Regions from separate parts of the Homo sapiens genome. Here region 2 is linked to region 1. Evidence: read pairs that join two places in POLR2A ChIA-PET (ENCODE). Cell type or tissue: GM12878. All regions are shown on one strand. Links, peaks and the distances in the headings refer to the core of each region. The heading gives the core; the rest is flanking DNA.

What was found. ChIA-PET counts read pairs that join two places held together with the same protein. Peaks named below come from ENCODE experiments on the same cell type or tissue, not always from the same donor. Only the 100,000 strongest peaks of a DNase experiment are listed, where the experiment ranks them.
Region 2: POLR2A ChIA-PET joins it to region 1 with 7 read pairs; 5 of 35 experiments call an interaction of 5 or more read pairs at or near these places.

What each region holds. Positions count from the first base shown.
Region 1 is chr10:102,605,757-102,611,133 of GRCh38, reverse strand. All of the region lies in intron 8 of SUFU (SUFU negative regulator of hedgehog signaling), which reads right to left. Among named protein-coding and RNA genes, the nearest start is that of TRIM8-DT, 35 kb to the left of the region's middle. In GM12878, for the core only: a CTCF peak has its summit at 2,518; a DNase peak (open chromatin) is centred at 2,473; H3K27ac peaks cover 259 bases.
Region 2 is chr10:102,683,995-102,689,371 of GRCh38, reverse strand. ARL3 (ARF like GTPase 3) reads left to right here. Exons shown (of 6, transcript NM_004311.4): 5 at 3,371-3,556. Among named protein-coding and RNA genes, the nearest start is that of ARL3, 28 kb to the left of the region's middle. In GM12878, for the core only: no CTCF peak of the experiment used is centred there; no DNase peak of the experiment used is centred there.

The DNA of each region.
Region 1 (5,377 bases), core at 274-5,273:
TCACCTCCCCTGGGCTCATTCTAACCTGTCAAAGTTTGATGTCCCATCCAGAAGTGAAGTGTCGTGTGTGGCAATAAACATAGTATGTGACCTCACCAGTGCAGATCACAGAGGGACTATGATCTCTCTTGTCCAGGACATTTTATTTCTATTAAAACTGTCATCGAATTATCTACTCTTTGTAACCTCCTCATACTACCAACTCACACTGCACTCCCTCTGTCAACGAAATCTCCCTCGGGCTTTCTCCCATGGGATGCCCTGGGACCCGTTCTCCCCCATATGTCTGGCTGATTACATGGAGCTAGGAGCAGAAGAACTCTGCGCTATCTGGCTAGTGTTCCGGCAGTTCGGGTATTTCTGAAACCTGACTCTGGCATCCATCATATTGGCATTCCTTCCTGACTTCAGATCACTGACAAAACTGATAAATTCGTCATCGATGTTCTCATCCCAGGCTTTGATTAAAAAGTAAACAGGAAAGGGCTAGGCAGACAGGCTGACGGACTGACATCATTACTCTTTGGGTATGCTCATCCAACCAGTTATAAATCAACCCAACCTTCCCATCGCCACGGCCCTCACCCTTCTGGATGTTCTCTGGACATTTCTGTTTTGCCTATAATGCTGTCAGAATGTTCTCAAAACATCTTGCTAAACCCCGCCTATATAAGGTCTACAGCACTTCCTTTGTCTACTTGGGCAGGTAAGCATTTCTTTTCTCTTTTTCTTTTTTTTTTTGAGACAGAGTCTTGCTGCGACGCCCAGGCTGGAGTGCAATGGTGTGATCTCGGCTCACTGCAACCTCCGCCTCCCAGGTTCAAGCAATTCTCCTGCCTCAGCCTACCGAGCAGCTAGGATTATAGGTGCCCACCACCACACCTGGCTAATTTTTGTATTTTTAGTAGAGACGGGGTTTCACCATATTGGCCAGGCTGGTCTCGAACTCCTGACCTCAAGTGATCCTGACCTCAAGTGATCTGCCCGCCTCAGCCTCCCAAAGTGCTGGGATTACAGGTGTGAGTCACCGCGCCCAGCCAGGTAGGCATTTCTAAAAAGGCAACGACGATGTTGAGTCCACTTAGCGGTCTTTGGAAAAAATTAAAAATAAATAAATAAAAAGGCAATGAGGATGGTCTGGCAAGCCTGGCTGTTTCTGACTCTCAGGACTCGCTCTTTCCCTTGGAGTGTTCACAGCCTACTTGCTGAATAATCTAGTCCAGAATTTTCACTGAGAGTGACACCAAGCTCACTAGTCTAGAGAGTGCAAGATGCTTTTTGCATCCTGAAACTTCCGAGTACTTCCAGTCTGCCAACACCTCTCTCCCATTCCCTCAAAGATTGCTGACACCAGCTTCATGACTCTCGCCTGCCAATTCTGGTGTTCTGGAGGCACAATACATGTGAGCCAGGAGAGCTGAAATAATAGATTCAACCCTCTTGTCAATGCCTGTGGGACCCTTCCTGGTCTGATAACCATTTGCTTTAATATGGAACCATAACAGAACTTAAGCAAATTTTGCTTTCTCTCTGCCACTGATAAATGTTACTCTGTCCAAACAATTGGGTCTAGGTTTTCTTCTTCTTGCTCCAAAGAGAAGTACAAAAATAATGTCCTTTTTGCTGGTCATTGCACTTTTTTTGCAAGACTCAGTTCTTGAGTTTCAGCTTTTCTTGACCCTGTTCTTTAAAGTCTATGCTGACATAACATCTCTCTCCTTCCAGCATTTGTTCAAATTCTTCCAAATTGAGTTGTGTGAAGTATTCTCTACAGACCTATATTGGTCCCTGGAGGTAATAGACCTCCTTTTGGTTTTCAGGGGACTATTCACAATAATAAGAGACATCTTTATTGAGCACAGACTATGGTGCTGGGTCCCATGCTAATCCTTTGTGTACTTTGCTTCCTTTCATTTCCATCACAACTCTATAAAGAGGCATTATTTTCCCCATTTTACAGATAAAGACACTGAAACTCAGAAACTTAAATAACTAGCCCAAGATCGCACAATGAGTAAAGAGCTGAGATAAAACCCCAAAAGTAACTATAATATTTCTACATTTCTCCTTAAGAAACTCCCATCTCTTTTGAGTGGTCTTTTCTTCCGGGGTTTCAAGACTATGAAGACATATCTATCTTTTCCTTGAATTCTTAAAAGAACTGCCTTCCTGGAAGACAGGGCAGGACTTCCCAAAGGGTATTCGATGGAATTTTAATTTAAGAGAAGCCTCTAGAAAAACAGGTGTGGCAAAGGTGGATGGAATATGTCCCATCTCAGATTAGAGATTCACAAAATGTTGGCATTTTGGACTCTGAGGAGGACAGAGGGAAAATGTACCGGTTTCATTTTGTGTAAGCCAGCATTTTCCAACTGTAGCCAGAGAACCCTCTTCTGGCTGAACACCCAAGAAAATCCCCTAAAACGCTGTGGGGACCTCCTCTAGGGACTACTGGCCCAGGGTTTTCCCTCCTGAACTCTGCCTGCCCAAGCTGCTTTCTCACAGGACTCACACTCCCTGCTGGTCAGAATTGGGTCCACAGCCAAGTTCCCCCCATTATCTTCTGTGCCCCTGAGACAGACACTTTTCAGGGGGCTGTCAGATGATTCTCCATGGCTCACCCTCAACTCTCAGCCTGAGGCTGGGGAAGCTGAAGTTCCCCTGGGCTTGCCTTGGCACTAACTGTGTGCTTTTTACCTGGCACACATCATCCTTTCTTTTCACTGGGCAGGGTAAACTGTAACAGCTCATACAATATCTTTTTCTTTTTTCTTTTTTAGTGTTTAGTCAAACGGTTTCATGAGGGTCATTACAATAGTCACTGTTTTCCCATGCTCCCCTCCTCGGAGACAACTGTCACCTCTGTAGATGATTCTTTCGCATTTTCCTTAAATTTTTTTTTTGTTTTTTTAGACAGAGTCTCGCTCTGTTGCCCAGGCTGGAGTGCAATGGTGCTATCTTGGTTCACTACAACCCCCAACTCCTGGGTTCAAGCGATTCTCCCACCTCAGCCTCCCGAAGAGCTGGGATTATAGGCACCCACCATCACGCCTGGCTGATTTTTATATTTTTGTAGAGATGGGGTTTTATCATGTTGGCCAGGCTGGTCTTGAACTCCTGACCTCAGGTGATCCACCCACCTCAGCCTCCCATCCTTGATATTTTAAATAAACTTTCCCCGGTGTTTCCTTTTCTTTTCTTTCTTTTCTTTTTTTTTTTGTTTGAGATGGAATCTTGCTCTGTCGCCCAGGCTGGAGTGCAGTGGCAAGATCTCGGCTCACTGCAACCTCCACCTCCTGGGTTCAAGCGATTCTCCTGCCTCGGCCTCCCGAGTAGCTGGGACTACAGGCACGCAACCGTTTCCAGCTAATTTTTGTATTTTAGTAGAGACGGGGTTTCACCATGTTGGCCAGGCCAGTCTCCAACTCCTGACCTCAAGTGATCTGCACGCCTTGGCCTCTCAAAGTGCTGGGATTACAGGCGTGAGTCACCACACCTGGCCTGGTATTTCCTTTTCAGGCTTTACCTACTGACTCCCCACTAGGGAAGATGAGCTTTTAGCTCTCTTCCATGCACCTTCCCACCTTTTCAGGATAACTGCACCATCAGTTTGTGTGGACTGGTGTGTTTAAATTTTATGACTATATCAATGCTGTTTACAGTTGAGCCATGTATTATATTAATATACTTTTCCTTTCTGTCATAATTTTCTATTTTCCTTGGATTTAATACCTGTCTTAGTTTTCTATGTGCTTATCACCAATTAAATCAGAATTACTATTATTGGCTGGGCGTGGCGGCTCATGCCCGTAATCCCAGCACTTTGGGAGGCCGGGTGGGAAAATCGATTGAGCTCAGGAGTTCAAGGCCAGCCTGGGCAACGCAGTAAAACCCCACCTCTACCAAAAGTACAAAAAATTAGCCAGGCATGGTGGCATGTGCCTGTGGTACCAGATACTCAGGAGGCTGAGGAGGGAAGATCACTTGAGCTCAGGAGGCAGAGGTTGAGATCACACCACTGCACTCCAGCCAAGGCGACAGAGTCAGACGCCGTCTCAAAAAAAAAAAAAAAATTACTCTTACCAATGGTCCACACATCCTCCTCCCAGGACATTCAAATACATCAGGTATTTATCAATTTTATTTTCTTGGAGACATTTCTCCAGAGGATCCTTCCAACCCGCTCCCACCTGAGTTGGCTGCCTTTCATTCCTGCTATACCGTTGTCATCTGGGATCACTCTCCCATTCACCCCGGATTCTCCTTGTCTCTTTCTCATGTTGAATCCATTTCCTACCCCCATATGTCTTCCTCACTTAGATTTGGATGGAGTGTATCCTCTAGCTGATTTCACTTTATTTTTTTAGTATGCCTCTCTCAGCTAAATGGTCTCTCCTGAACTGCCACCTTCAGGGGTTTCCAGGCAAACTAAAATACCAGCTTTCCTCTGTGCACCGGCATGCAGGCATCAAAGACCCTGTTTCCAGTTATGTTTTCTGGTGAACTGGCATGTATCCCTCCACCTTTATCCTCTTTTACAGGCAATACTCAGTGAAGAGGCTCAGATCTAGAGTCACACCACTCAGGTTCAAATCCTGGCTGACACTTAATCCCTGCAGTCTGATGCTAGATAAGTTCTACAACCTGGCTAAGTCTCAGTGTTCTAAGTCACAAGACAGGAACAAGGGCATCCCACGACGCAAGGCCTGGCACAAGGTGATGCGCAATAAAAACTGCCCACTCAGCCGCGAGGACCAGCCCAGGATTCCTTCTATATTGAGAGCACCACACCAAGGGGTGGTTTATGGGATGGCTTAGAGGTGCAATTGATCTAAACTGATCTATTTCATCTTTAACCACCTGTCTATATAACACATTCTATACTTGTATTTCTCACTGCATAAGGTGACTTTTTATAGATCCTAATATACCCTCTCCTTCCAGTGTCAAGGTAGATTCCTGATTTCTAGCAGTGTACAGTTCATAGTACATGCCTTGATCACCCTACCTACACATAACAGACCAACAGAGTCTCAACCATGCTTCCCCTCCACCCTGGTCTCTCTGAACGGAAAAGTCTTAATTTTTCACATTCGCCTAAAGGGCATTGGTCCCATTCAGTCAGTGGCAGCATGGGTGGAAAGGAGAGGAGCTGAACCATTGAGACTCCTTTTAGCCACAATCCCAGTCCTGTGAGTCATGACGTCTGCAGTGGACACACGACTTGGGGCCTTCTCCTTGGGGATGCCCAGGAACAGGAACCAGGGCATCAAGCTTGGCAACTATTCACAAGTGAAGTGGATTTGGCCTGCTGAGCCCAGCCCAACCTCTGGCTTCTGCCCCTTGCCTGGGAGATTCTTCCTTTTGCTTTCTGATT
Region 2 (5,377 bases), core at 90-5,089, 78 kb before region 1:
TGAAATTAGTTGAGAGTTCTTTAAACAGTTTTTTTTTCCCCCCTCCAAAACGGAGTTTCACTCTTGTCACCCAGGCTGGAGTGCAATGGCACAATTTCAGCTCACTGCAACTTCAACCTCCCAGGTTCAAGTGATTCTCCTGCCTCAGCCTCCCAAGTAGCTGGGATTACAGGCGTGCGCCACCACGCCCGGCTAATTTTTTTGTATTTTTAGTAGAGACAGGGTTTCACCATGTTGACCAGGCTGGTCTTGAACTCTTGACCTCAGATGATCCACCCACCTCAGCCTCCCAAAGTGCTGGGATTACAGGCGTGAGCCTCCATGCCCAGCCTAAACAGTTTTCTAATTAAAGCTTTTTAGCTTTAATCAAATTGAATATATGAGATACAGACAAGTGGAACTTAGCACCATGCCCAAAGGCTCTTCAGGTTTTTTCCCAGGCCATGTGAAAACGAACCCAGAGGAACAAGTCACTTCTCATTTTTATTTACATTTTTCAATACCTACTTAATTGATTCAGGGGTAACTTTGACAAATCTGAAAGGACAGGAAAAAATGCACATGCCAAGGGCTGGGTGCGGTGGCTCGCGCCTGTAATCCCAGCCCTTTGGGAGGCTGAGGTGGGCAGATCACTTGCAGTCAGGAGATCAAGACCATCCTGGCTAACACAGTGAAACCCTGTCTCTACTAAAAACACAAAAAATTAGCCAGGTGTGGTGGCACGTGCCTGTACAGTCCCAGCTACTCTGGAGGCTGAGGCAGGAGAATCACTTGAACCCACTGCAGAGGTTGCACTGAGCCGAGATTGTGTCACTGCACTCCAGCCTGGGTGACAGAGTGAGACTCCCTCTCAAAAAAAAAAAAAAAAAAAAGTTTTTTAAAAAGTTATCATTGCAGAGTCCTTGGCCTGTGTCCTAAATGACCACAGGTGGCCTTCCAAAGGTAGCAGTTCTCATGTTTATGTCCCTTTTTTTGAAATTGAGTTGAGAACTCTCCAGACTTCTGGAAACAACCCACCACCCTTCCATACCCTGATGATTTCTGGATTATCACTCATGTGAAATGAGCTTGGAGGTGGAGGGGGTCCTATGTAGTCATCTGCCTCTTGATCCATACAGTTCTCTTTGAAAGCCCATGTGTTTTAAGTAGCTAAAATGTGGATTTAATGAGGAAAAGGTGGGGCCTATCATTTAAGTACATATACACCCTTTCCTATAGTTTTTGTAAACAAAATCACATATAGTTTAGACCCCAACCTATAACCTAAATATCAGGGACCTTGCCAGATGGACCAATAAAGTTATTTTAGGATGTAGGTTTGATGAAATGTGAAGCATGTGCATGCATGTTTTAGAGATAGAGATTGATGAAACAGAATTATCTCTAAAGTAATTGTCATTTTCAGTTTAAATTTCATACACACACACACATACACACACACACACGCATTGAAAGTTATTTGCAGGTAATAACCTTGGGTAAGTTTTGAATCTCAAACCACTTCTTGTCTTCTCCCTTGAATGATTTTCTCAAAAGTGTTCTATGGGCCAGGTGTGATGGCTCATCGCTATAATTCTAGCACTTTGTTAGGCTGAGGCAGGAGGATCCCTTGAGCCCAGGAGTTCAAGACCAGCGTGGGCAATATATCAAAACCCTGTCTCTACAAAAAAAAATTTTTTTTTTCCAGGCAGAATCTCACTCTGTCACCCTGGCTGGAGTGCAGTGGCATGATCTTAGCTCACTGCAACCTTTGCCTCCTGGGTTCAAGCAATTCTCCTGTCTCAGCCTCCCAAGTAGTTGGGACTACATGTGCCCACCACCATGCACAGCTAATTTTTGTATTTTTAATAGAGACAGGGTTTCACCATATTGGTCAGACTGGTCTCGAACTCCGCCCACCTCAGCCTCCCAAAATGCTGGGATTACATGGGTGAGCCACCGCGCCTGGCCAAAAAAAATTTTTTTTTAATTAGCTGGGCATGGTGGCAATCACCTGAGGTCCCAGCTAGCTGATCAGGAGGCTAAGTTAAGCATTGCTTGAGCCCAGGAGGTTGAGCCTGCAGTAAGCTGTGATCGCACCACTGCACTCCAGCCTGGATGACAGAGTGAGATATTGTCTCAAAAAAAAAAAGTGATCTGTGAATCATCTGTAGCGGAATCACTTCAGGAGTTTGCTAAAAATGTGGATTCCTATGCCGGGCGCGGTGGCTCACGCCTGTAATCCCAGCACTTTGGGAGGCCAAGGTGGGGGGTGGATCACAAGGTCAGGAGTTCAAGACTAGCCTGGCCAAGATGGTGAAACCCCGTCTCTACTAAAAATACAAAAAAAATTAGCGAGGCATGGTGGTGGGCGCCTGTAATCCCAGCCACTTGGGAGGCTGAGGCAGAGAATTGCTTGAACCCGGGAGGCGGAGGTTGCAGTGAGCCGAGATCGCGCCACTGCACTCCAGCCTGGGCAACAGAGCAAGACTCGTCTCAAAAAAAAAAAAAAAAAAAAAAAAAAAAGTAAATTCCTGAGCCCTAGCTCAGACTTTCCAAAGTCAGCATCTCTGGGTTGGGCCCAGGAATCTGCCAGGGGAATCTTATACAGGTTCAAGTTTGATAATCAGACTGAGCACGGCGGCTCACACCGTAATCCCAGCACTTTGGGAGGCCAAGGCGGGCAGATCACTTGAGGCCAGGAGTTCAAGACCAGCCTGACCAACATGGTGAAAACCCATCTCTACTAAAAATACAGAAATTAGCTGGGCATGGTAGTGTGCACCTGCAGTCCCAGCTACTCAGGAGGCTGAGGGGTGAGAATTGCTTGAACCTGGGAGGTGAAAGGTTGCAGTGAGCCGGGATTGCGCCACTGCACTCCAGCCTGGGCGACAGAGCGAGACCCTGTCTCAAAAAAAAAAAAAAAGAAAGAAAAAAAAAAGTTTGAGAATCACTACTCTTGAAAGTTGCTAGTTGATCAGCTTAACTGTTATTTTTTTTTCTGATTAGAACTGCATGGTTGTCCGGGCATGGTAGCTCACGCCTGTAATCCCAGCACTTTGGGAGGCCGAGGTGGGTGGATCACCTGAGGTGTGCAGTTCTAGACCAGCCTGCCCAACGTGGCAAAACCCTGTCTCTACTAAAAATACAAAAATTAGCTGAGTGTGGTGGTGCATGCCTGTAGTCCCAGCTACTCAGGAGGTTGAGGCAGGAGAATCACTTGAACCTGGGAAGCGAAGGTTGCAGTGAGCCGAGATCACGCCATTGCACTCCAGCCTGGGTGACAGAGTGAGACTCTGTCTCAAAAAAAAAAAAAAAAAAGTAGTGTATGGTTAAATATCATAGATGTATAGATTTTAACCTTCCCTCCCTCTCCCTTCTCAAAATCCAGGAACTAGCGGAATTACTGGAGGAAGAAAAACTAAGTTGTGTGCCAGTGCTCATCTTTGCTAATAAGCAGGATTTGCTCACAGCAGCCCCTGCCTCTGAAATTGCAGAAGGACTGAACCTGCATACCATCCGCGACCGAGTCTGGCAGATCCAGTCTTGCTCAGCTCTCACAGGAGAGGGCGTTCAGGTGAGATTACAGGAAGGCTTGGCCACCTGGCAACATGACAGCTAACCGAGGTGGTCTGTCTCATTGGTTGGGCTGATCTTGATGGGCAGATGAGCCATTCCAAGATATGAAGGGCATGGAGGAATTTGGTTCTTTTCTGCTTAGCAACCAATCAGATATCATGAGGTGCCCCAACAGTGCCCCAGGTAAGCCACCCCACATGTGCAGCAAGCTTCCCCTTTGGGAGGGATGTGAGAACAGAAGACTGAGGATTGTCTCTAACTCTAGGATTCTTTGATGATTGATTGGATTGGGGTTTTGTGTTGTGTCTAATATTACGGATGCTAAAATGCCTGTACTTCCAAGGTGATAGCCACCAATAACCATACACGTACTAGTCATCCTAGAAGTGTTTTTGTTTCTTCTGTTGGTTATCTTCCCTACCCCTAGGGTTGGTGTCTGTTTCCTGCTACTTCAGGTTGGTTTCCCACTGGGAGGCTTCTGCTGACAGAAAGCCCCATGCTTTGTACTGAGGAACTGTGTACCGGAAAAGCAGGCTCCCCCTAATTTTTTTTTTTTTTTTTTTTGAGACGGAGTTTCATTCTCATTGCCCAGGCTGGAGTGCAGTGGCACAATCTCGGCTCACTGCAACCTCCGCCTTCCAGGTTCAAGTGATTCTCCTGCCTCAGCCTTGCAAGTAGCTGGGATTACAGGCATTCACCACCACACCCAGCTAATTTTTTGTATTTTTAGTAGAAACGGGATTTCGCCATGTTGACCAGGCTGGTCTTGAACTCCTGACCCCAAGTGATCTGCCTGCGTCAGCCTCCCAAAGTGCTGGGATTACAGGCATGAGCCACCCTGCCCGGCCCTGGCTGCTTTTTAAAACATCAAGGCCAGGTGCAGTGGCTCATGCCTGTAATCCCAGCACTTTGGGAGGCCGAGGCGGGTGGATCACCTGAGGTCAGGGGTTCGAGACCAGCCTGGCCAACATGGTGAAACCCCCGTCTCTACTAAAAATACAAAAAAAATCAGCCGGACATGGTGGTGCACACCTGTAATCCCAGCTACTTGGGAGGCTGAGGCAGCAGAATTGCTTGAAGCTGGGAGGCGAAGGTTCCAGTGAGCCAAGATCGCATCACTGCACTCCAGCCTGGGCGACAGAGCAAGACTCTCTCTCAAAATAAATAAATAAATAAAAATAAACAATCAAAATTTGTCTAACATATTTTACTCCGATTGCACATAGGATGGCAGTCATAAGGCCTAAGGTTATTTTGATGAAGATGAGACCCAAGAAAAGATAGTAATTTTCTTGTGTTTCTGAAAACCACTTCAGCATGAGCCTGTCTAAAAGGTTTAGATGACAAATTTAGAAAGCTGAGAGTAGCCGGCTGTGGTGGCTCACACCTGTAATCCCAGCACTTTGGGAGGCCGAGGCAGGCAGATCACGAGGTCAGGAGATCGAGACCATCCTGGCTAACACAGTGAAGCCCCGTCTCTACTAAAAATACAAAAAAATTAGCCGGGTGTGGTGGCGGGCACCTGTAGTCCCAGCTACACGGGAGGCTGAGGCAGGAGAATGGCCTGAACCCAGGAGGCGGAGCTTGCAATGAGCTGAGATTGCACTACTGCACTCCAGCCTGGGTGAAAGAGTGAGACTCTGTCTCAGAAAAAGAAAAAAAGAGAGAGAAAGCTGAGAGCATCTTGAGGTTGGGGGCTATTATGAAGGTGGGGCTGAAGAAAAGCAATATAGTTTGTGTGCATATTCGTAAGAAAGTGCAAGTACAGCTCTGGAATCTTTCTTTTGCTTGACCAGAGTGTTGAAGAAAAAGCAAAGCG